Linked DNA regions of Homo sapiens: all the other regions are linked to region 3. Evidence: read pairs that join two places in POLR2A ChIA-PET (ENCODE). Cell type or tissue: OCI-LY7. All regions are shown on one strand.

Evidence for each region. ChIA-PET counts read pairs that join two places held together with the same protein. Peaks named below come from ENCODE experiments on the same cell type or tissue, not always from the same donor. Only the 100,000 strongest peaks of a DNase experiment are listed, where the experiment ranks them.
Region 1: POLR2A ChIA-PET joins it to region 3 with 9 read pairs; 2 of 35 experiments call an interaction of 5 or more read pairs at or near these places.
Region 2: POLR2A ChIA-PET joins it to region 3 with 18 read pairs; 1 of 35 experiments calls an interaction of 5 or more read pairs at or near these places.

What each region holds. Positions count from the first base shown.
Region 1 is chr6:24,895,683-24,903,682 of GRCh38, forward strand. All of the region lies in intron 1 of RIPOR2 (RHO family interacting cell polarization regulator 2), which reads right to left. Among named protein-coding and RNA genes, the nearest start is that of RIPOR2, 36 kb to the right of the region's middle. In OCI-LY7, no CTCF peak of the experiment used is centred here; a DNase peak (open chromatin) is centred at 6,439; H3K4me3 peaks cover 1,074 bases; H3K27ac peaks cover 4,709 bases.
Region 2 is chr6:24,879,394-24,887,393 of GRCh38, forward strand. All of the region lies in intron 1 of RIPOR2 (RHO family interacting cell polarization regulator 2), which reads right to left. Among named protein-coding and RNA genes, the nearest start is that of RIPOR2, 53 kb to the right of the region's middle. In OCI-LY7, a CTCF peak has its summit at 7,767; DNase peaks (open chromatin) are centred at 2,428, 3,870, 4,448, 5,198 and 1 weaker place; H3K4me3 peaks cover 3,570 bases; H3K27ac peaks cover 6,865 bases.
Region 3 is chr6:24,509,321-24,517,320 of GRCh38, forward strand. ALDH5A1 (aldehyde dehydrogenase 5 family member A1) reads left to right here. Exons shown (of 10, transcript NM_001080.3): 5 at 5,847-5,990. Among named protein-coding and RNA genes, the nearest start is that of ALDH5A1, 18 kb to the left of the region's middle. RefSeq lists a silencer at 4,422-4,511. In OCI-LY7, a CTCF peak has its summit at 4,482; a DNase peak (open chromatin) is centred at 4,481; H3K4me3 peaks cover 1,523 bases; H3K27ac peaks cover 4,722 bases.

The sequences.
Region 1 (8,000 bases), 390 kb after region 3:
ATCTTAGGATTTAAAAGAACTTCTTCGGCCGGGCGCTGTGGCTCACGCTTGTAATCCCAGCACTTTGGGAGGCCAAGGCAGGTGGATCACGAGGTCAGGAGATCAAGACCATCCTGGCCAACACGGTGAAACCCTGTCTCTACTAAAAAATACAAAACATTAGCTGGGCGTGGTGGCGGGCACCTGTAGTCCCAGCTACTAGGGAGGCTGAGGCGGAAGAATGGCGTGAACCCGGGAGGCGGAGCTTGTAGTGAGCCGAGATCGCACCACTGCACTCCAGCCTGGGGAACAGAGCGAGACTCCGTCTCAAAAATAAATAAATAAATAAATAATAAAAAAATAAAAAAGAACTTCTTCATTGCACTGTTGTGAAGACTTAAAAGGAGCCCCGTGTCAGGATTGGAACTTGTTGTCATCTGTTCCTGTGTTTTCCAATAGTTTCACTAACAAAACAAATGCCTTCTACTTCAGCAGTGCTGAGACCAAAGAATCCAGCCTGCCTGGGTTTGCGGCATGGCAGCACCACTTTATACTGTGTGGCTTTCACGGGTTGCTTAAGTTTTCCAGAACTAATTGTATAATAGGGATAATAAAAGAACCAAACTCATAGGTCGCTATGAAAATTATATAGGTCAATTAATGGAAAGTGCTTAAACAGCGAAAGGGTTCATTGCTGTTCTTGTTACAGCGATGAGGATATATTATCAAGTCAATTCCAGTTTACTAAAGTCTAGATTGAGAATTCCTGTACATCTCCTAGAGGAAAAAAAACTTCAAAGGAGGTTGATTTCATGAATTTTATCATGTACCTGGGCTGTCATTTTTAACTACTGTGCATTCTCAACTCTCTTGAAAGTTGAATTAATAAGATGAGATTCAGTTATAGAGACTACATAATATCAGGAGGTCAAAAATAGTTGGCTCTTCCTATTAAAAAATAGGCTGGGCACGGTGGCTCACGCCTGTAATCCCAGCACTTTGGGAGGCCAAGGTAGGTGAATCACGAGGTCAGGAGATCAAGACCATCCTGGCAAACATGGTGAAACCCCATCTCTACTAAAAACACAAAAATTAGCTGGGTGTGGTGGCACGTGCCTGTAATCCCAGCTACTCGGGAGGCTGAGGCACAAGAATCACTTGAACCCGGGAGGCAGAGGTTGCAGTGAGCTGAGATTGTACCACTGCACTCTAGCCTGGTGACAGAGCAAGACTCCATCTCAAAATAAATAGATAAATAAATAAATAAAGTTGGTATTAAATGTGGCACAGGATCCCAGGGTATTTTACCACCAGAAGGAATGATTTTTAAGAGCAATTTTCTATGATATGATTGTGAGCTTTTCAGTGAAACCCTCCAGACAATCAGCCGCTCTGAACATTTTCTTTTTGAAGAACGCCATTCACACTGTATATTTCTCAAACCTCATCCCAATACATTGGAAGTGAAAACACAGGGAGCAATGAATGTGGGTGTTGAGTCTAATCAAATGGGATGAGCAGAGTTCAGAATGTGAACTAGGCAATGTCTTTCACAAATGACAGGCATTCACTTAAGAGTGTATTTCGATTCCTAGGAGGGCCAGAATTTTTTTCTGTACCAAAAATACATCATTTGGCAGGATGAGTTTATTGTTTGAGTCAGCAGTGCGGGTGTTCCAGCCCCAGGAGCAGATGCCCTCCAACTGTTCAGACTGGGGTATTCAGGGTGAAGAGAGAAGGGGGCCACAGCGTGGACAGGTGGCTGCACACAGCCAGTCATAGCACCCCTCCCCCTCCGCCATCCTCCAGATTTGGATTCCGGATTACACTGTGTGCCACAATTAATATTCGCAGCAGGAAATGGCAAGTATCAAATTTACCAGTTATGTTTCTGTTAGCACTTCCAGAGTCAAGGAAAATTGTTTAATAAGGGCATTTGTCTTAGTAAATGAAAGTTCGTCTAAACTTTACATGTGTATGTATTACATATTTCCTGAGAGTTGGCTCCGAGGCAATTTCATGCCATCATACCTCTCATTACCAGAGGGCCTTAAGTTACAGAGAATCTTAAAGATGGTCACAGTTAGTGTTTTTATTTTTATTTACTTGTTTATTTATTTTTTGAGATGATGTCTGGTTCTATTGCCCAGGCTGGAGTGCAGCAGCGGGATCTCGGCTCACTGCAACCTCCACCTCCAAGGCTCAAGGGATTCACAGCCTCCCAAGTAGCTGGGACTACAGGCACGCACCACCATGCCTGGCTGAGGCAGGAGAATTGCTTGAACCCGGGAGGCGGAGGTTGCAGAGAGCAGAGATTGAGCCATTGCACTCCAGCCTGGGTGACAGAGCCAGACCCTGAAGAAAGAAAGAAAGAAGGAAGGAAGGAAGGAAGGAAAGAAGGAAGGAAGGAAGGAAGCAAGGAAGGAAGGAAACATCAAGCCAAAGTGTAATGCTAGGCACAAAATATGCACTCAGTTAAATGACACCTATTATCCTATTATTATCATCATCATCACTAAGGTCAAAGGTAAAAAGACAAATGGCCTTACCTAAACAAAGCTTTGTGTTTTTATACTTTGCTGTGTTTTCCTACTTAAGTTGGTCTTACTAGAACCTATAATCTGAAGCGATAAGTTCTGGCACAGTAATATGATTATTATGAAGTTGTAACTCCATTGTCTAAGCTGGGGTCCTCTGTGAGGGGGTGTGGGGCAAGGAGGTAAGTCATCTTCAACTCACCCTGCTAATATTTTCTGCAGACAAAATCTGATTATGGCAAGTAAAGTTGCCTTAGATAAGTTGTATCACTTTTTCTCAAAAAAGGGCAATTGAGAGCCAAATAGAGATCTTCCTTTTTCTCTTTGTGAAATTTCCTTTGGTTGTCCTTTTTTGGATCTTTAGAGAGCTTGATGGAGGGATAAGAAAATAAGAATGAAGATCAATATGCAAGGTGTTGCCTCTTGAACTTCACTGCAATGAACTAGCTCAATTTAACCTCCCGTGTATACGTTCCCATATAAGACATTACTTTTACAATTCATCACTAAGGGAATGTGTCCTTTAAGGAACTGCTGTATTTTGTATGCCCATCTTTCTGCTAGCAGGAACTTAGGTGATAACTTCCTTTGTTCCCCTTTCTGCCTGGTTACAAGGAAGCTCAGAGTAAAATTTACTGCTCCGTCATAACAAAAACATATTTACTTTCTCTGGCTCCTCCTTTTGATACTGGTATTCTCCTTTCAAAATTGTTCATTATTGTAACCTGTCTCAACTCAACATCAGGGAGTAGTTTTTTTTTTTTTTTTTTTCAGTAAACTTGAACCACCTCTTAGCCTTCTCTCAATTACTAGGTGTGAGTTCAAAGAGGCCTTAGCAGCTATCTATTGCTTGACAAAAGTCACAAGGAAATTTCCACTGATGTCCATTCATTGCCCCATAATTTGTTCCAGCTGTTTGTTTCAGTTTTTGGAAGCCACTGGATCATGAAGGTTCAGGGACAATGTGGGAACAAGTAGTGTGATCATTACCGTAAATCTCCCACAAATCTTGATATAGGAAATAATTATCATTCTCATTGAATTATCCTCATAAAGGAAACTATACTCAGGCTAACATGGGGCCCATGAAGATAGCTTCTTTTGCACTGATTTGAAAAATGGGCACTTCTGGAAGAGATAACATATGAGTTAAGTCAGTGAATCACAGCTATTGTTCTGGAAATTATATTCAAATCTAGTCAGTCCAAATCTGAGAACTCTATTTGTGATGCAAATAAAAAAAATACTTCTACTTAGCAAACCAATGCAATTTTGCATATCATTCAGATTGGTTACCACTTTAAATCTTTTCTGATAGAGAGATAGAAGGGTAAACCATGCGTGAATTAACCACATCTGACGCTATTCATTTTCCTTCAACTGCAGGTAATTATCCTGCATAATTCTCCTATGCATAAATTAAAACTGCATGAATTAACAATGAGCTTGTTTTCCTACATTCAGTAATTAAGACAAAATTGATCAAGGGATACTTTACATGTGGGCACGGATCAGACAAAAGTCCTCACAAAAGAAAAGGAATGATTCCTTTTTTCTCTCAAGTTTGTTTTTTCTCCATTTTCCTCCCCTTTTGTGGGGTTGTTCAGATCTCTGAGGCGTCAATCGTTTGCAAGAGGAAGGAGAAGGCACGCCACTGATATGGCGTTATTTATCAGCATGCATTGCTTACTTGGAGAAAAAGTGCCCATTTCATTTCCTGATGATAGGGCATCTTTGCAGACACACAGCTTACCCAGCTGGAATAATGAACCTTTCAGATGGAGGATGTGAAAAATCTTCTTCTTGATTATAATAGAAGCCTGAAGAGTCTCATCAACGCCTTGGTATCAACTGAGAACCTCAGCCTACGTGGACAGTCTCTGTTTCGAGTTGCTAAGCCAAAAGATCTGGCAGCCACAACTCAGCTAAGTTATGTGGGAGAACTCGGGCTTTTTGAACATGCTACAAACTGGCAGTTGCTGTGGGAACTGTGGCTCTGAATTTGGAGTCTGTGTATTTACATCCACAGCCGCAGCACAGCCCAGACTCTGATGCCAGACGGCCTAGGTTTAAAACCAAGCTCTGCCTCTTAGTAATTTTTCAGAGCCTCCATTCTCTCATCTATAAAATGGAGTAATTACCTCAGGGTGTTGTGAGCACTCAATGAATTAGTACATGTGCCTGGCACATTAGAAATGCTATTTAGTGATAGCTATTACTTTTATAATAATATAAAACATGTTTATTTAGATTGGATGTTTCATTGTATGAGAAGCTTGGCCAGGCGTGGTGGCTCCCACCTGTAATCCCAGCACTTTGGGAGACCGATGCAGGGAGATGCTTGAGCCCAGGAGTTCGAGACCAGCCTGGCCAACATGGTGAAACCCCATCTCTACAAAAAATACAAAAATTAGCTGGGTGTGGTGGCATGAGCCTGTGGTCCCAGCTACTCAGGAGGCTGAAATGGGAGGATCGTCTGAGCCCAGGAGATCGAGGCTGCACTGAGCTGTGATCTGGCCGCCGCACTCCAGTCTGGGTGACAGAGTGAGACTCTGTAGTTTTCTGTCAATATGCAATATGAAATATGTGTACACATATCTGTGATTCAGAATTTGCATTTATGTGTTGTTGTTGTTGTTTTGTCTTGCTTTTTGTTGTGGTAGTTGTTGTTTTAAGAGACGGGGTTGTCAAAGCTGGACTTGAACTCCTGGGCTCAAATGATCTTCCCACCTCAGCCTCTGGAGTAGCTGGGACTACAGGCACAGACCACCACACCTGCCTTAGACTTCGTATTTATTTTTTGAAAATTTCGATGGCTTCAAACTCCTCTTGTGCCCAGGAAGGCCTTGCCTGTGTACCTACACTCAAGATCTATGATTCACCTAAAGGGAGATGATAGAGGGAAGGTCATTTTTACCATATGCAGAATCTTATGTGCCAGGCTTGGCCAGGCTTATACTCCCCCAGCTGGATTATAAAGGAGTGAAACTAGTCCCCTACACGAAAAACTATGCATCCTTTCAATAGGGCTTTTTTCAGTACCTTTAGCCTGATTACTGTATATTCACATTTATGAAAACATCTTGAGTTAATGCAGCCCCTTAGTCCCTTCCTGCTTTGGTTATTTTCTTCCATCAGTGAGGGAAAGAGCCATTTTGTGACAACCAAAGAACAAAACCAAACCAAAACAAAAACTACATCTGGAAAACATCCTAATGTGAAGAAATACACATTGAGGATCTGGAAAGAAAAAATGACCCTTAAAAAAGAAACACCACGTGCCATTTCTATCCTATTTTAGGCCAAAGACCATTATGACAAAATTCAAAGGGCAAACTTTTTTTGGAATGTCATGGGAGCCTGAAAAGGGAGCAATTCCTGACCTTTATGTCATTACAGGGGCAGGTTTCCATTTGCAAAACCAAGTGTCCAACTGAGGACATTAGTCGTGTTGTAAGAGAAAACGGTCATACCTCAAATAGGCCATAGTTTGGTGATTGAAGGGGGAGGGCAGGAAGAACAAATCACCTCTCCTCCCTCCAGAGAAACACAGTTTTTGCTGCCTCCAGGCTGGCTAAGTGGACCTCCCGGGGTGGAGAGCGCCCAGTGAGGAGTCAGAACATCTCAGTGCTAACCAGCTAATCCATTCGTTTGGTTTCCTAATTTGTGAAATTAGAGACATTGATATTACATCACAGGGTTGTTCTGTGGTTTAAATGAGACCATGGTTGTAAAAGTTGTTCAAAACTGCAAAAATCCACAGAGATATAAGGCACTATCACTGGGACTAAAGTATCGTGATGACTATTCTCAACTGGACCTTGAACTTAAACTTGAGGAACAGCAGACTTTAGGTATCAAAGAAGGAGGCCTGTGCAGAAGAGAAGCGGTAGAAAAGGAAAGACCAGCAGTCAACTGGCTGGAGGAAGTAAGGGATCGCCAGTTGTGGCAGAATGTACTGCAGGTGTCAGAGCATAGTAGTCAATCCAATTACTTTTTCTTTTTCTTTCTTTCTTTTTCTTTTTTTTTTTTTGAGACAGAGTTTCAACCTTGTTGCCCAGGCTGGAGTACAGTGGCGCGATCTTGGCTCACTGCAACCTCCGCCTCCTGGGTTCAAGTGATTCTCCTGCCTTAGCCTCCTGAGTAGCTGGGATTACAGGCACCCGCCACCATGCCCGGCTAATTTGTTTGTATTTTTAGTAAAGCTGGAGTTTTACCATGTTGTCCAGGCTGGTCTCGAACTCCTGACCTCAGGCGATCCACTCGCCTCAGCCTCCCAAAGTGTAGGGATTACACGCGCAAGCCACCGCGACTGGCACTTTTCCTTCTCTTTTTCTCCATCTCCTAAGTGGGACCCCAATTTGAGGACACTTCCTGAAGTAAGGTTTGCACTACCTATACTTGCTACATTGAGACAGCTCTGCTTTGAAAACAAGTTATTTGGATTCCTGTTTGTTCACATGCTAGATTAGCCAGTTTGAAACTAAACTCCTTCTCAATGGTACCAACTCCACTTTCCCAAATCCTCCCCCGGCAAACAAACCAAAATGTGCAACAGTTTGCTTCTAATATACAATTTAAGAATGGGTTTCTTAGACCAATGTTCTGCAGGAGGAGAAGGTGAGCTTTAGATTTGGCTGTTCTGTGACTGCTACTATCATGTTATTTACCTCACAGGGAAGAAATTTGATAGGAATAACACAACACTGTGGTCATATTTGACCTTTTTCTGTGTCTGACCGTATAAACCAATCTAGTTATTTATTGCTGTGTGACAAATCATTCCAAAATGTAGTGGCCTGAAACAACAGCAGTGAGTCAGGAATTGGGAAGGCCTCTGCCAGACAGTTCTGGCTCAGGGTCTCTCCTCAGTCAGATGGTGGCTGGACATGGAACAGCAGGGTTTGGAGGAGCTGGGGGCTGGCCAGGCATCTTTCTCTTTCTTATCATCTCAGGTCTCTCTATGTGATCAGGTAGCTTGGGCTTCCTCCTAGCATGGTAGTCTCAGGATAGTCAGACTGCTTGCATGGTGGCTGATAGCTTCAAGAGTTAGTATTCCAGCCAATAAGGTAGAAGTTGAATGATCTTTTATGATCTAGCCTTAGAAATCACATTCTCTATTGATTGAGAAAGCCACAGTTTTGAGGGGAGAGAACATAAACCCCCATCTCTCCATGTATCAGAGTATCAGAGTCACTTTATTGAAAGATCATGCGGGGTGGGAGTTATTACTGAGGGCATCTTTGGAAAATATAATCTGCCAATCTGCCATATGGATGGACTGTAAGTAGTTAAAGGTTAAATTTTAGAAATTCAATATTTATCCCTGAAATGGATACTTACATAAAATCTCTCCTTAATCTCCAGATAGCAACTTCTTTTTTGTTTTTTTTTAACTTATTTATTTTTTAGTTTTTATGGGTACACAGTAGGTGTGTATATTTAGGGGTTACATGAGACATTTTGATACAGGCACACAATAAA
Region 2 (8,000 bases), 370 kb after region 3:
GGCCACTAGGAATGTGACTAGAGTGAGCAGTTTTGTTTTGTTTTGCTTTTGTAGTCTTAGAAATGATCATTATCTATCAAGAAAGAATTTGGCCAGAGCTGATTTAGGCTGAGATCTCTCTATCTTGCCATCATTTCCCCTAAAAGGTGACACATGGCCTAAGGAGAGTCATAAAACAAGCACGCACACACACAAAGTCTGGCTCTGGAAGAAATAAAAGGAGGAGGTTGGGGCAGGGTAGTGTAGAGGTATTAGGGACAAAAGTATACAAAACACTCCCTTCCCCATAGCTCCCAAGTCTGATGGAGGGGTGGTAGTTCTTCGCTACTATTCTTCCAGCTTCCCCAGCTCTTCTCCAGTTGTAACTGATCATGCACCTCTTCGTTATCAACTGTCATTCTATTGACCACTCCACTCCTACCTCTTAGCATCTTATATCTTTAGATTGTTCCCTGGCTTCCTAGAAGTCCCAAAGACCTGGTCTGTCCCCAGCTTTCAGAAAAACTACCTCTAAAATTTTTGGGTTTTAAAGGCTTAATTGCCTCTGCCAGAGTAATCTGCATTTTAATAGCAGGTGCTCCATTGAACCAAAAGCCTTAACCTAAAGAAAGGACTACAGTAGAATTGCAGTATTACTGCTGGTAGGGATGTAAAATGGAATTAAAATTTTGGAGAACAATTTGGCAGTATCTGTTTAAGCTGCAAAACATACTAATCCTTTAACAGGGCACTTCTTTGATAGCTCCTCTAGGGAAATACCCAAATGCATGAAGAGGCATATACAGGGATATTCATCACAGGCAATGTTAATAGTAATGGAAAAATGGGAAATGATATAAATGTTAGTCATTACAGGAATGGTTAACACTCAAAATTATGTTATAATTTTGACAATAACATTATGTGGCAGTTAAAAACAACATGGCCACATGGAAAGATCCCCAGGATAAACTACAGAATGAAACAGAGTATGATAGTAGGAATGCCAAAAACAAAACTATATAAAACCACGAACACAAATAGAAAAGTTCTGAAACTACACACAGTCTATGGAGAGGTGGGATTGAGTGGTAGTCAGAAACATTTTAATCTTTTCTGTATTATATTTTTATACAGAAAAGGTATTTGTGTATTTTTCATATAATGTAAAATTCTGTTTTGAAATTGCAGACATTTGGAGTTGCCTAGAAATAGAAGTGAAAAGGAGACAGCTCATAAACAAGATCATATAACTCTGTTGAGTAATAACTGTATTTATAAAATTGTTTATATTTATCAGCCTTGCAGAGGAGAAATATGATTGCCAAGAAATATTGTATTAGGCTTTATAAATTCTGATTACATCAGAACTATTTAGATTTCCTGATGAAGTCCTTATTATGAGTTCTGAGCTATGTAACAAGTTCATTACTTTTGTCTGCAAAACATTTAGAGCTGGGATTGTACTCCTGGTAACATGCACTATACCTGATATATACTCATATATACCCGATATATACTCTAGGTTCACCAGTTCACCAGATGCCATATCTATTAAGCAAGAAATCCCACATAAAACAACAAACTCAGGCCAGGTGCAGTGGCTCACGCCTGTAATCCCAGCACTTTGGGAGGCCGAGGCGGGTGGATCACGAGGTCAGGAGTTTGAGACCAGCTTGGCCACATAGTGAAACCCTGTCTCTACTAAAAATACAAAAAAAATTAGCTGGGCGTGGTGGCGGGTGCCTGTAATCCCAGCTACTCGGGAGGCTGAGGCAGGAGCATTGCTTGAACCCGGGAGGCAGAGGTTGCAGTGAGCCGAGATCACGCCATTGTACTCCAGCCTGGGTGGCTGGGGCTTTGAAAAATGTTTCCAGTCTCTAAGTTATTGACGTCTCACCTGGTCTTTTGGAAAATTCCAGCATAACTAATATTCATTTTTGTGTGTTAAATCCCAGAAAGGACTCAAATCCTAGGCAAACAGTGTGGCTGCTATGGTTTGCTCTTCACTTGACTTTGTTGCAGGAGGCCCTGGCTGTCATACCAGGTTGCCACCCGTGCCCTGCCACTCCTATAACCAATGGGAACAACACAACAGGGTCTTTCTGGAAGGAATCCCAAGCACCTTGACTAAGAGTTGAACAAATCCTGCCATTCTGAGCTGAGCCTCTAGGCACAGAACCCTGAAAGCCACAGCTGTTTCTCGTCCCAGTTTCTTCATACAATGAAAATCACTGCCTTTTCTCTGACTATGCAGTGTTAAGTTCCAATTAAACACATATCAGGGTCTTTTGAAATTATAATAAGTATAAGATTTTACATGTTCTTGTATGAATGCTGTGATACAGGTACACTGGACTTTGGTGGATGCTATGAGCGACCACCTGACCCAAACACCTGGTGTCTGTTTAAATTAGAAGGTAGCTCATCAAATCAGCAGGCGGTTTTTGGACAAGAACACTGAATCTGAAGATAGAAGGGGGCTGAAGCAGATAAAAAGAGAACAAGGGATTTCCCCTCACCCATCAGGTCTCAGGCTCTGATTGGACCAGAAATAAAGGGTGGAATATGATTGCAGTTTGGGGGAAGAATTTGCACCTCCTTGGAGAACTTGGAGATAACCTGTCTCTTAAGAATAAAGGACAGGAATCAATCTTGGAGGGCTGTTTGGAAGATGGGTGATGAAGGACATCTGTCATGTGGCAGGCCCATGCAGCAGGCCCTAAAGTGCAGCTCATGGTAGTGCCACCAGTAGAAGTAGTAAAAGTGACGGGGAAATGTTTGGAATGTCCAGTCTAGGTGATGGTTCTACTTCTCCCTATATTTTTATGAACTGGCATTCTGGCTCATGTTTTCATGTGTGTTTGATTAGCTTGAGTTAGCAAGCCTCTCTTCAAATTTCAGCAATTTCACTACGAGACAGGTAAGGCTAGATATATATATTAAAGTAAGAATCCTGGTTGTCAGGCCAGTGGCCGACCTCCTTTCAACATCTGCCAGGTGTGAATCTTCAAACTCACTTGTTCAGAGTAGAAGTGCTGGAGGCATTGATTAACCTGTAAGGCAACTGGGCAAATTGACTACTCAGCTAGAAGGAATGCTAATATTTATTGTTAGAGTTAAGAATACTGAGACTCATTAAAGGAAATATGATTCAGTACATTATTTTTAGTTTTTACAAGCACAAAAGCCCTCTCCTGTATTAGGAAAACACAGAAAGTAGAAAGGAGGCAGTGTAGGGAGAAGGAGAGAAGAACCATACCGTTTGTATCATCCAAAGACAACCACCGGGGGAATTTTGTTCTGTTAAATTTTCTCTAGCTCTTCCCTTCTCATATAAAGCATAATAATTTGAGCATATTGCATGCAAAATTTTGTATCCTGCTTTTTCTATCGGATTCTTTTTTTAAAGCTATGCCGAGGGGGCTATCAATTAGCTTTTTAACAAAGCTATCTTTAAAAGGATACTCAAGTCTACCCCATATTCCATGTGCTCCTTTGAATAATAAGAGGAAAACTAATGAGTCCGCATTACATGTGCCTTTTATTTCTGATTTTTCAGATATGGCAGTTTGGCCAGAGGCTAAAGGAAACCCCTGCAAGGATGAGACCAGGGCTTTTCTATGGGAAACAAGAGACCACGTGATCATTTGTGCATGCTTGAGTTGCAGGACATCAAACATCATGAAATTAAAACGAAAATACAATAGCTAGATGCTACTGTCTTAACCCTTATGGTGTTTTCCTTTTTTAAAAATTTAACCAAACCTTCTATCGAATTAAGAATACAAACAGGCAATTCTGAGAGAGCCTTACTGATAGAAAATATGAGACACATCTGTGATTTCTGAATGACATGAGTAAGGATATCTCAGTTCTCGCCAAGGCATTTCTCATGGGGGCCAAACGTCAACTTGGAAACCAATAGTTGTCACACTTACAAAGCTATGCCATCTCCATAAGCTAGACTGAGACCAACCCCTCTGAGACAAGACAATTGACCCATAGATCAGTTGGCTGTAGCTGGGGTGACATGCTGGCAAAAGTAAAAAAATTCCACAATCAATTCAAGTGTTTGCCTGAGGCCAGGGACGGGAGCAGGCAAGGAAGCAGAGAGAGGTTTTGGGGGTGGTGGAAGTGTTCTAAAAGCAAATCATGGATGATGGTAGCACAAATGTATAAATTTACTAAAACTCAAACTGTCCACTTAAGATGAGTAAATTTTATGGTATGTGAATTGTACATCAATAAAGCTGTTTAAAAAAAATCACTACCAATTTCTAGAAAAAGTCATCATTCCTTCTGCAAGAGGAAGTGCCAAGAAATCAGGACTTGGAAAAGCTGAATCAGTAAGCAACCAGCTGAGAGTTGCTTTCGTGATTTGATCCTGTCTCCCAGCGAGGCTTCATAAGATGTAACACCTGCCCTCACTGCACTTTCTGAGTCATTTCTTCATGCCCGATTTGGGTTCTTCCTTTCTTTTTCCCCTAACAATGCCATCCTGTTTATGCTCCCCCACATCGTGGTCAAAAGCAGATGTATAATTGACTTGTCTGAAAGAGGCATGTGGGCCAGATGTAAATAGCCTGCTATGCAAAATAATTATTTAAGATGAAAACTAAAGATACACGTCTGCTTATTATATGGTTACAAGGTACCTATTACAGAGCAGTTGACTAATCTTTTTTAAAAAGTAAATATATTTATGTCATTGGCCTTTAAAAAATATGGCTGCTTTAAAGTAAATCAAAGCAGGCCCGGCACGGTGGCTCACGCCTGTAATCCCAGCACTTTGGGAGGCTGAGGCGGGCGGATCATGAGGTCAGGAGATCGAGACCATCCTGGCTAACATGGTGAAACCCCCGCCTCTACTAAAAATACAAAAAATTAGCCAGGCGTGGTGGTGGGTGCCTGTAGTCCCAGCTACTCGGGAGGCTGAGGCAGGAGAATGGCGTGAATCCGGGAGGTGGGGGTTGCAGTGAGCCGAGATCGTGCCACTGCACTCCAGCCTGGGCGACAGAGCGAGACTCCATCTCAAAAATAAAATAAAATAAAAATAAATAAATTAAGAAATCAAAGTAATGCTAATATTTGCTTCTCAGTTGTCAACATTGTTTGCTAACCCAGTGATGAATGCATGTGTGATACACTGCTTGACTAAGACAACTGACGTGAACGGATGAAAAAAAAGTGTAGAACAACTCAACAGAGCCTCACTCCTCAGCAAGGGGATGGAAGAACCAGGGCCAGATGTTCTAACTGGCCTTTTGGGCAAGTCCTAAACTCAGTGAACCTCACACTGTATCTGTAGAGTAAAGGAAGTAATTCCTCCCCATTTTAACAGGCAAGCATTGTAAGGTTCAATTGAAATCAAAGCTTCATCCAATCTAACAATCAGGAGACTACTTGGACATGTAGACTGACTTTCCACCATCTCTGTAGATGGCTGGATTTCTGCTTTAAAACACAGAGAAAACGACGAAGTGCTTTACAAAAGGCAAAGTGCTTGAGAAACCACAGATTATTATAATGAATACTTAGTTTTAACTCACTTGAAAAAAAGAAACTTAATTTTCAGAATCTCTGGAAAGTGATATGATAATTTTCTTTCCGTGTTTTCTAAGACTCCATCAATCAATATAATTATTAAGTATATATTATATGCTCAGCGCTGGCAGGATGCTATGTGTTGTCCAAGATCCAAAGACAACCTAAGACTGAGCTCTGCTTTTAAAAATTTTAACAATTTAATTGAAGATAACATGAGTATACATAAAGCGGATTGGAGACAATTTTTCATGTAAGAAATAACAGCGTAAAATTTGAAGTGGTACCTATTTCTGGGTTTTTTTGTTTTTTTGAGACAGAGTCTTGCTCTGTTGCCTAGGCTGGAGGGATGGATTGCAATGACTCAGTCATAGCTCACTGCAGCCTCAATCTCCTGGGCTCAAGCGATCCTCCTGCCTCAGCCTCCCGAGTAGCTGGGACTACTGGCATGTGCCTCCACACCCAGCTAATCCTTCTGATTTTTAGTAAAGACGAGATGTTGCTATGCTGGCCAGGCTGGTCTTAAACTCCTGGGCTCAAGCAATCCTCCTGCCTCGGCCTCCCAAAGTGCTGGAATTACAGGTGTGAGCCACCATGTCCGGCCAAAGTGGTACCTATTTCTTAATCTTCCAAGGAAAGCAACACAGCAGAGACAATAAGAACGTGGAATCCAGAGTCAGACAAATCTGCACTCAGTTTGGGTTCTACAGCTACAGCTGTTTGAACTTTTGCACATTATTTAACTTCCCTGAATCCCAGTTTTCTCATTTATATAAAAGGATTAACATTTCAGAGGATTTTTGTAAGGTGCAAATGAGATAATATACATAAGACCTGGTATGTAGTAGGTGTTTAATAAGCCTAGCTGTTAATAATAATTTAAATAATAAGGAATTTTCTCAAAAGAGAGGGAGATACATAAGACAGGAATAGCCAGGCAAGTTTAGGTAATGCTAAGGAAGCTAGAAACTAGCATCTTTTTGAAGATAGCAATTTTTAGGTAATTGAAAAGCATGGATTCATAAGGACTATAAATATGAGTACCTGGGATGTGCAGTTCAAAAGTCAATTTTACAAAAAAGATTTTGATTTTGAAATAATTTGAAGCTTACAGAAAAGTTGCAGGAAAAGTACAGAAAGTTCTCATCTACCCTTCACCCAGATTCATTCGTCGACATCTGCCACATTTTACTTTGTCATTCCTCCTCCAAATACACACACACACACACATTATTTTTTCCCAAATCCTATGAGACTAATTTGCACATATGTATTTATATACATTTCCTCCCCCACACTGAGTAATTTGCAGATGTGATGCAAATTTACTCTTAAATACTTCAATGTGTATTTCCTAAAATCACGGACATTTGCAGACATTTGCTGACATTCACTGACTATCGTAGTCTAATTATCAGTATCAGGAAATGTAACATCAATACAATACTATTATCTAAGGTACAGACCTTATTCCAATTTCACCAATTGTCCCAATAATGTTCCATGTATTGTCCCTCCTCCCCACATTCCAGGAGCCAAACCAGGATCAGATGCTCCCTGTTTTGTCATGAGTCTGTCCTTTAATCTGGGACAGTTTCTTGGCAATTCTTTGGCTTTGACATTGACATTTTAATGGAATTCAGGCCACTTGTTTTGTACACTGGCCCTTACTTTGGGTTTGTTTGCTGTTTTCTTGTGATAAAGAGTCAGACTATGCATTTTTAGCAGTGATACCACGTAAGTGACATTGTCCTTCTCAAGGCATTGCATCAGAGGCTCAAGGAGTTGCTTGGTGCCATTACCGGTGATGTTAACTTTGATCAGTTGGTTAAAGTGTTGTTGGCCAGTTTCTCCTACGGAAAGTTACTATCTTTGCCTTTCTAGTTGATACATAGTTGGTAAGGAGGTACCTTGAGGCTATGCAAATATCTTGCTTCTTTAACCCAGGAGTTTTAGCATCCATTGATGTCTCCTGCCCAAATCAATTATTCCTATAATGATGGCAAAATGGTACTCTTTAAACTCTATCATTCCTTCTACTGTAAAGAAAGAGCTTTTCTAATCCTTTCATTCATTCATTTCTTTCTTTATTGTCACTGTATGGACTCACGGATTCTTGTTTTACTCAATGGGTTATAATCCACTACTATAATTTGATGCAAAAGCCAACTGTTGTCTACAAGCATTTTCTGAGCAGCACAGCCAGAGGGCTCTCACATTGCGAACCTCAAAACTTTGAATTACTGATGGGGTACTAACATCTTCAGGGCCTTGCTTGTATTTTAGTTATTTTCCCAAATGTCTTATCTCTTTAACCAAGCTACACCCACCGTGAGAGGGGGTACCAGCTGTCTTTTGAAACTTCTCTGATGCTCGGTACAGGGTAAGATACCAAAATCATTGGCTCTGCAGCCAGGGTGATCCAGGCTTCACCCAAGTCACCTGCTCTCTCTAAGCCCTAATTTTTTTTATGA
Region 3 (8,000 bases):
TTTTCCCACATGTGGCTTGCCAATTATCCCAGCACCATTTGTTGAGGGAGGATTCCCTCTTTCTCTATCTTGTGGAATAGTGTCAATAGGATTGATACCAATTCTTCTTTGAATGTCTGGTAGAATTCTGCTGTGAATCTGTCTGGTCCTGAACTTTTTTTGGTTGGTAATTATTTTACTACCATTTCAGTCTGTTCGGGATATCTCGTTCTTCCTGATTTAAGCTAGGAGGGCTGTATATTTCCAGGAATTTATCCATCTCCTCTCGGTTTTCTAGTTTATGTGTGTAAAGGTGTTCAGAGTAGCCTTGAATGATCTTTTGTACTTCTGTGGTGTCAGTTGTAATATCTCCCATTTCATTTCTAATTGAGATTATTTGGATTTTCTCTCTTCTCTTCTAATGGTCTATCAATTTTATCTTTTCAAAGAACCAGCTTTTTGTATCATTTATATTTTGTATTTTTGTTTATTTCTATTTCATTTAGTTCTGCTCTGATCTTGGTTATTTCCTTTCTTCTGCTGGGTTTGGGTTTGGTTTGTTCTTGTTTCTCTAGTTCTTTGAGGTGGGACCTTAGATTATTTATTTATGCTCTTTCAGACTTTTTGATGTAAGCATTTAGGGCCATGAACTTGGCTCTTGGCACCACCTTTGCTGTATCCCAGAGGTTTTGATATGTTGTATCACTGTTGTCATTCAGTTCAAATAATTTTTTAATTTCCATCTTGATTCCATTTTTGACCTAATGATCATTCAGGAGCAAGTTATTTAATTTCTATGTATTTGCATGGTTTTGAAGGTTCCTTTTGGAGTTGATTTCCAGCTTTATTCCACTGTGGTCTGAGAGAGTGCTTGATATAATTTCAATTTTCTTAAATTTATTGAGGCTCATTTTGTGGCCTATCATATGGTCTATCTTGGAGAAAGTTCCATGCACTAATAAATAGAATGTATATTCTGCAGCTATTGGATAATGTTCTGTAAATATCTGCTAAGTCCATTTGTTCCAGGGTGTAGTTTAAATCTAGTGTTTCTTTGTTAACTTTCTGTCTTGATGACCTGTCTAGTGCTGTCAATGGAGTATTGAAATCCCCCATTATTATTGTGTTGCTGTCTATCTCATTTCTTAGGTCTAATAGTAATCATTTTAGAAATTTGGGAGCTCCAGTGTTACATGCATATATATTTAGGATTGTGATATTTTCCTGTTGAACGAGGCCTTTTATCAATATATAATGTCCCTCTCTGTCTTTTTTAACTGCTGTTGCTTTAAAGTTTGTTTTGTCTAATATAAGAATAGCTACTCCTGCTCACTTTTGGTGTCCATTTGATTGGAATGCCTTTTTCCACCCCTTTACCTTAAGTTTCTGTGAGTCCTTATGTATTAGGTGGGTCTCTTAAAGGCAACAGAAAGTTGGTTGGTGAACTCTCATCCATTCTGCAATTCTGTATCTTTTAAGTGGAGTATTTAAGGCATTTACATTCAATGTTTGTATTGAGATGTGAGGTACTATTCCAGTCATCATGCTATTTGTTGCCTGAATACTTTTGGGTTTTGTTTTGTTTTGTTTTTTAATTGTATTTTTGTTTTATAGGTCCTGTGAGATTTATGCTTTAAAGAGGTTCTGTTTTGATGTGTTTCCAGGATTTGTTTCAAGATTTGGAGCTCCTTTTATCAGTTCTTGTAGTGTTGGTTTGGTAGTGGCGAATTCTCTCAGCATGTGTTTGTCTGAAAAAGACTGTATCTTTTCTTCATAAATGCAGCTTAGTTTCTCTGGATACAAAATTCTTGGCTGATAATTGCTTTGTTTGAGGAGGCTGAAGATAGGGCCCCAGTCCCTTCTAGTTTGTAGGGTTTCTGCTGAGAAATCTGCTAATCTGATAGGTTTTCCTTTATAGGTTACCTGGTGCTTTTGCCTCACAGCCCTTAAGACTCTTTCCTTCGTCTGAACTTCAGGTAACCTGATGACAGCGTGCCTAGGGGATGATCTTTTTGTGATGAATTTCCCAGGTGTTCTTTGTGCTTCTTGTATTTGGATGTCTAGGTCTCTAGCAAGGCTGGAGAAGTTTTCCTCGATTATTCCCCCAAATATGTTTTCCAAACTTTTAGAATTCTCTTCTTCCTCAGGAACACGTATTATTCTTAGGTTTGGTTGTTTAACATAATCCCAGACTTCTTGGAAGCTTTGTTCATATTTTCTTATGCTTTTTTCTTTGTCTTTGTTGATTGGGTTAATTTGAAAACCTTGTCTTTGAGCTTTGACGTTCTTTCTTCTGCTTGTTCAATTCTATTGCTGAGGCTTTCCAGAACATTTTGCATTTCTATAAGTGCACCCATTGTTTCCTGGAGTTTTGATTGTTTTTTATTTATGCTATCTATTTCATTGAAAACTTCTCCCCTTATTTCTTGTATCTTTTTTTTTTTTTTTGTGACTTCCTTAAATTGGGCTTCGCCTTTCTTTGTTGCCTCCCTGATTAGCTTAATAAATAACTATCTGAATTCTTTTTCAGGTAAATCAGGGATTTCTTCTTGATTTGGATCCATTGTTGGTGAGCTCATGTGATTTTTGGGGGGTGTTAAAGAATCTTGTTTTTTCATATTATCAGAGTTGGCTTTCTGGTTTCTTCTTATTGGGGTAGGCTCTGTCAGAGGGAAGGTCTAGGGCTGAAGGCTGTTGTTCAGATTCTTTTGTCCCACGGGATGTTCCCTTGATGTAGTAGCTCCCCCTTTTCCTAGGGATGTGGCTTCCTGAGAGCCGAGCTGTAGTGATTGTTATCTGTCTTCTGGATCTAGCCACCCAGCAAGTCTACCAGGCTCCAGGCTGCTACTGAGGGTTGTCCGCACAGAGTCCTGTGATGTGAACCATCTGTGGGTCTCTCAGCCGTAGATACCAGCACAGTATTTGGGGTGTCTCCCAGGTCCTGCAGGAGCAATCTGCTTCCTTCACAGGATCTGTATGCTCTCCCAGTTTTCCTGATTTATTCCTGCAGTCGTTCTGGAGCAAAAGTTCACAATGCAAGCCTCCACATGCTGTTTTGTCCATCCGAGTGGGAGCTGCAATCTAGTCCTGCTTCCCATCCACCATGATCTCTAAAATTATCTTTCTTTTCACCTTCGATTTTTCTTGAGGTTATGTGTTGTGTTTGTTCATGCTTGTGTTCCTTCTAATTTGGTTTTCATTTCTGAAATGATTTACTTCTTTCTTCTGATTCTTTCCTATATTCCTTCACCTCATTTCCAAAGTTTTCTAGCCTCAGTTCATGTTGGTTGTTCTTTTGTGTCTTGATGTGATTTTCTTGTCATCTTTTACCTTGTTTTGAAATTGTAAGTTACAGTTTGGGTCTGGTTTTTAATGTTGTTTGTTTTGTTTTGTTTTGTTTTGTTTTTGAGACAGAGTTTCACTCTTGTTGCCCAGGCTGGAGTGAAATGACACAGTCTTGGCTCACTGCAATCTCCGCCTCCCTGGTTCAAGCGATTCTCCTTCCTCAGCCCTCCAAGTAGCTGGAATTGCAGGCACACACCATCATGCCCGTCTATTTTTTGCATTTTTAGTAGAGACGGGGTTTTGCCATGTTGGCCAGGCTGGTCTGGAACTCCTCACCTCAAGTGATCCACCCACCTTGGCCTCCTAAAATGCTGGGATTACAGGTGTGAGCCACCGCACCTGGCCCAGTTTGGGTCTGTTTTGTGGGCATGTCTTTCTGGTATGCTTTTGTTGTCTATAGGGATATTATTCTACTTCTTATTATTTTTTCTATTTTTTTCTTTTTTTTCTTGAGACAGAGGCTGGAGTACTGTGTTGCTATCACGGCTCACTGCAGCCTCGACCTCCCAGGCTCAAGCGTTTCTCCTGCCTCAGCCTCCCAAGTAGCTGGGACTACAGGTGTGCACCACCATACCCAGCTAATTTTGTTTTTTATTTTTTCGTAGAGATAGGGTCTCACTATGTTGCGTAGCCTGGTATAGAACTTCTGGGCTCAAGCAGTCCTCCCACATCAGCCTCCCAAAGTGCTGGGGTTACAAGCATGAGCCACCACACCCAGCCTCTTTTCTTTTAACAACTTTTTATGGGATTTGACCTCAGTGTTCTTGTCAGAATTTTATTTTTATGTGAAGTTAGTTTTCTGAACTTTTGGAAGAAGGCCCAGTTAGGAATATAGCTTCTTTTCCTTCACAGTGTACCTTTTGCTTCCTTGTGTATCGTGTTCAAAGATAAGGTAGCTTGCTTCCTGGCTGGCTCCATCCCCTTCCCCTGTTTTTATCAGGGCCTCCTCATCTTTCATCACACGGCTCCCAGGGGCTGGACTCTCCATGCCCTTCATTCCTTATTGCAGCATCCCATGTACTCACCTACTATTGACATTGCAGCATCCCATGTACTCACCTACTATTGATAGGGCAAGGCCCTCCCACTTACAGCTGCTGTTCTCAGAGGAACAGCTGTGGACTATTTGGGGTTCTCTGTTATTGGGTATACCACACGGCCCGTTGCTGCCCCCTGCTTCCTCTCACACAGGTGCTGATATGACGGTCAGGTCTTGTCAACACAGGTGGTATATTCTTACCCACTTGTAATTTGTGGTTTGTGGAGATACCTTGTTGTAAATGTTTGTTGTAATTGTCTTGTGAATGTCTCTGAGATTTGGGGTTTGCTGTCTAATTGCTGTTTTCATGAGGATATTGAGGGAGACTCACAAACTCATCTTCCCAGAATCTCCAGTCAGATTTATGTAATAAGCTAATTGTTAATGGAATCCAGAAATTAAAATAATTCAGGATATGTCTTATCCAAAGGGAATCTCTATGGAAAGAGCATGAGTGTCCAGATCAGGTAGCTGTGGGTTTGCATGCGGGTTCTGTTACTAGCTGTGGCCTTGGCTGCATTCTTCTCTGCTATGCCTCCCTTTCTTCATCATCCCCCTGGGAAATCACCTATGGAAAGGCTTTGCACTGCTGCCCTGCACCTAGTAGGTGCTCATTAAATGCCCCTTTTCACTTTCCCACCCTTGATTCTACAGGTGAATCAAGTAACTTTTTTCTTGGCATCTCCTTTGATTTTTCTCAGGGCAGAAATTCAGGTTTTTTTATTTGCTTCTTTATTAGTTTGAACAGACCGTGGCATTGAAATGCATGCTCTGGCCAGGCCCGGTGGCTCACAACTGTAATCCAAACACTTTGGGAGGCTGAGGTGGGCGGATCACTTGAGGCCAGGAGTTCGAGACCAGCCTGGCTAACATGGTGAAAACCGTCTCTACTAAAACTACAAAAATTAGCCAGGCACGCACCTGTAATCCCAGCTACTCGGAAGGCTTAGGCAGGAGAATCACTTGAATCTGGGAGACAGAGGTTGCAATGAGTGGAGATTATGCCAATGCACTCCAGCCTGGGTGACAGAGCAAGACTGTCTTAAAAAAAAAAAAGAAAGAAAGAAACTTATACTCTAAGAATTTTGTTTGTTTGTTTGTTTTTTTGAGACAGGGTCTTGTTCTGTTCCCCAGGCTGGAGTGCAGTGGCGCAACCTTGGCTCACTGCAACCTCCACCTCCTGGGCTCAAGTGATCCTCTCAACTCTGCCTCCCAAAGCGCTGAGATTACAGGCATGAGCCACCATGTCCGGTAGAAATTTTATTGTAATGATCTTTAACAACCCATTAATATTAACGTGACTTTAGCACTAATAAGAATTATATTTAAACTTCAAATATATTCTTAGTCTGTCCCCAGTGTCAGCTTAATTTTTCTTCCATTACTTTTTGGGTTAAGTATCTATTTATTTCTCTTTTCTTTTTTTTTTTTTTTTTTTCAGTTTGGTAAATTGTTGGCACATGTTTGCTGTTTCTCTTTATAGCTTGCAAGCCAGGCTGGGATTCCTTCAGGTGTATACAATGTTATTCCCTGTTCTCGAAAGAATGCCAAGGAAGTAGGGGAGGCAATTTGTACTGATCCTCTGGTGTCCAAAATTTCCTTTACTGGTTCAACAACTACAGGAAAGGTATGTGACTCAAGTTTCAAAGAAAACAAATGTCTTTCTAATATTTTATCTTGATAGGTTATAAAAATACTATTTCATCCTGATCACCAATTTTGGAAAGATTTCCAGCAGAGTGTTAAAAGCTCTGTCGCAGGCCAAGCACGGCGGCTCATGCCTGTAATTCCAGCACTTTGGGATGCTGAGGTGGGCAGATCACTTGAGGCCAGGAGTTCGAGACCAGCCTGGCCAACATGATGAAACCCCCTCACAGAAAATACAACAATTAACCAGGCATGGTGGTGCACACCCGTAATCCCAGGTACCCAGGTGACTGAGGCATGAGAATCACTTGAACCCGGGAGGCGAAGGTTGCAGTGAGCCAAGATTGTGCCACTGCACTCCAGACTGGGTGACAGAGCAGACTCTGTTTCAAAAAAAAGGTCTGTTGGTTGAATAAAGTAATATCTGACCATCCTCTGGGGATATTTTGGACAGTTCTTTGTGGCACGACATAGGTTCCTGCTTGACAAAACCAAAGAAATTGGGGCAGCGAGGGTCCCATTATTTTTGCATTATTTGTTGTATATGAAGTGGGTGAAAGTTCTCCACTGTATTTTTTTCAATTCTGGAATGCATCTTTCTTTCAATAATCTAGAGTTAGAGATTCCAGAAACACACAATTAATGTTGAAATGGATGTTTTTGAATTGAACAAAAATGTGTTTAGTCTAAAAGTACTTAGAGAAATGGAAAGGTCTTTTTCTTTGAGTTTTTTTTCCCTTAAATGATGAAATGTTCTTTGCTAAAAACTTAATGTGTATGCCTGTAAGTAGATGTTTATTTATCCTTTTAAATGTCCAAAAGAGGGCCGGGCGCGGTGGCTCACACCTGTAATCCCAACACTTTGGGAGGCCGAGGCAGGCGGATCACAAGGTCAGGAGATCAAGACCATCCTGGCTAACACGGTGAAACCCCAACTCTACTAAAAATACAAAAAATTAGCTGGGCGTGGTGGCGGGCGCCTGTAGTCCCACCTACTTAGGAGGCTGAGGCAGGAGAATGGTGTGAACCCAGGAGGCGGAGCTTGCAGTGAGGTGAGCCGAGATCACACCACTGCACTCCAGCCTGGGCGACAGAGTGAGACTCTGTCTCAAAAAAAAAAAAAAAAAAATTAAAAATTAAAAAAAATAAATAATAAAAAAATGTCCAAAAGAGAAAAAATCAAGGTGGAACAAAATTTTTGTTTATGGTGTTTCTCTTCAGATGGTGTGCTTTTTTCTACTAGTTTATATCTAGATATACACATATATGTATCTGTACTCACATTGTTCATGTCCATAAACACATAACAGATAAAATATATAAATCTGCCCAGGCGTGGTGGCTCACACCTGTAATCCTCACACTTTGAGAGGCCAAGGCAGGAGGATCACTTGAGCCCAACCTAGACAACCTGGTGAAACCCTGTCTCTACAAAAAAAAAAATTAGCTGGGCTTAGTGGCACACACATGTAGTCCCAGCTACTTGGGAGGGTGAGGTGAGAGGATCACCTGAGCCTGGGAGGTTGAGGCTGCAGTGAGTTGTGATCATGTCACTGCACTCTAGCCTGGGCAATAGGTGTGAGACCCTGCCTCAAAAAATAATAAAAATAAAAAAGTCTAATTTCAAAGATTTTGTGCATCTATGGTCATTTTAGAAACCATGAGAAGCAGGAGGGAATAATTTAACTTTTTTTTTTTGAGACAGTTGCCCTGTTGCCCAGGCTGGAGTGCAGTGGCGTGATCTTGGCTAACTGTAACCTCTGCTTCCTGGGTTCAAGTGATTCTCGTGCTCAGATTCTTGAGTAGCTAGGATTACAGGCATGTGCCACTACGCCTGGCTAATTTTTGTATTTTCTGTAGAGATGGGGTTTCGCCATGTTGGCCAGGCTGATCCGGAACTCCTGGCCTCAAGTGATCCTCCCTCCTTGGCCTCCCAAAGTGCTGGGATTATAGGTGTGAGCCAGCGTGCCCAGCTGGAATAATGTACTTT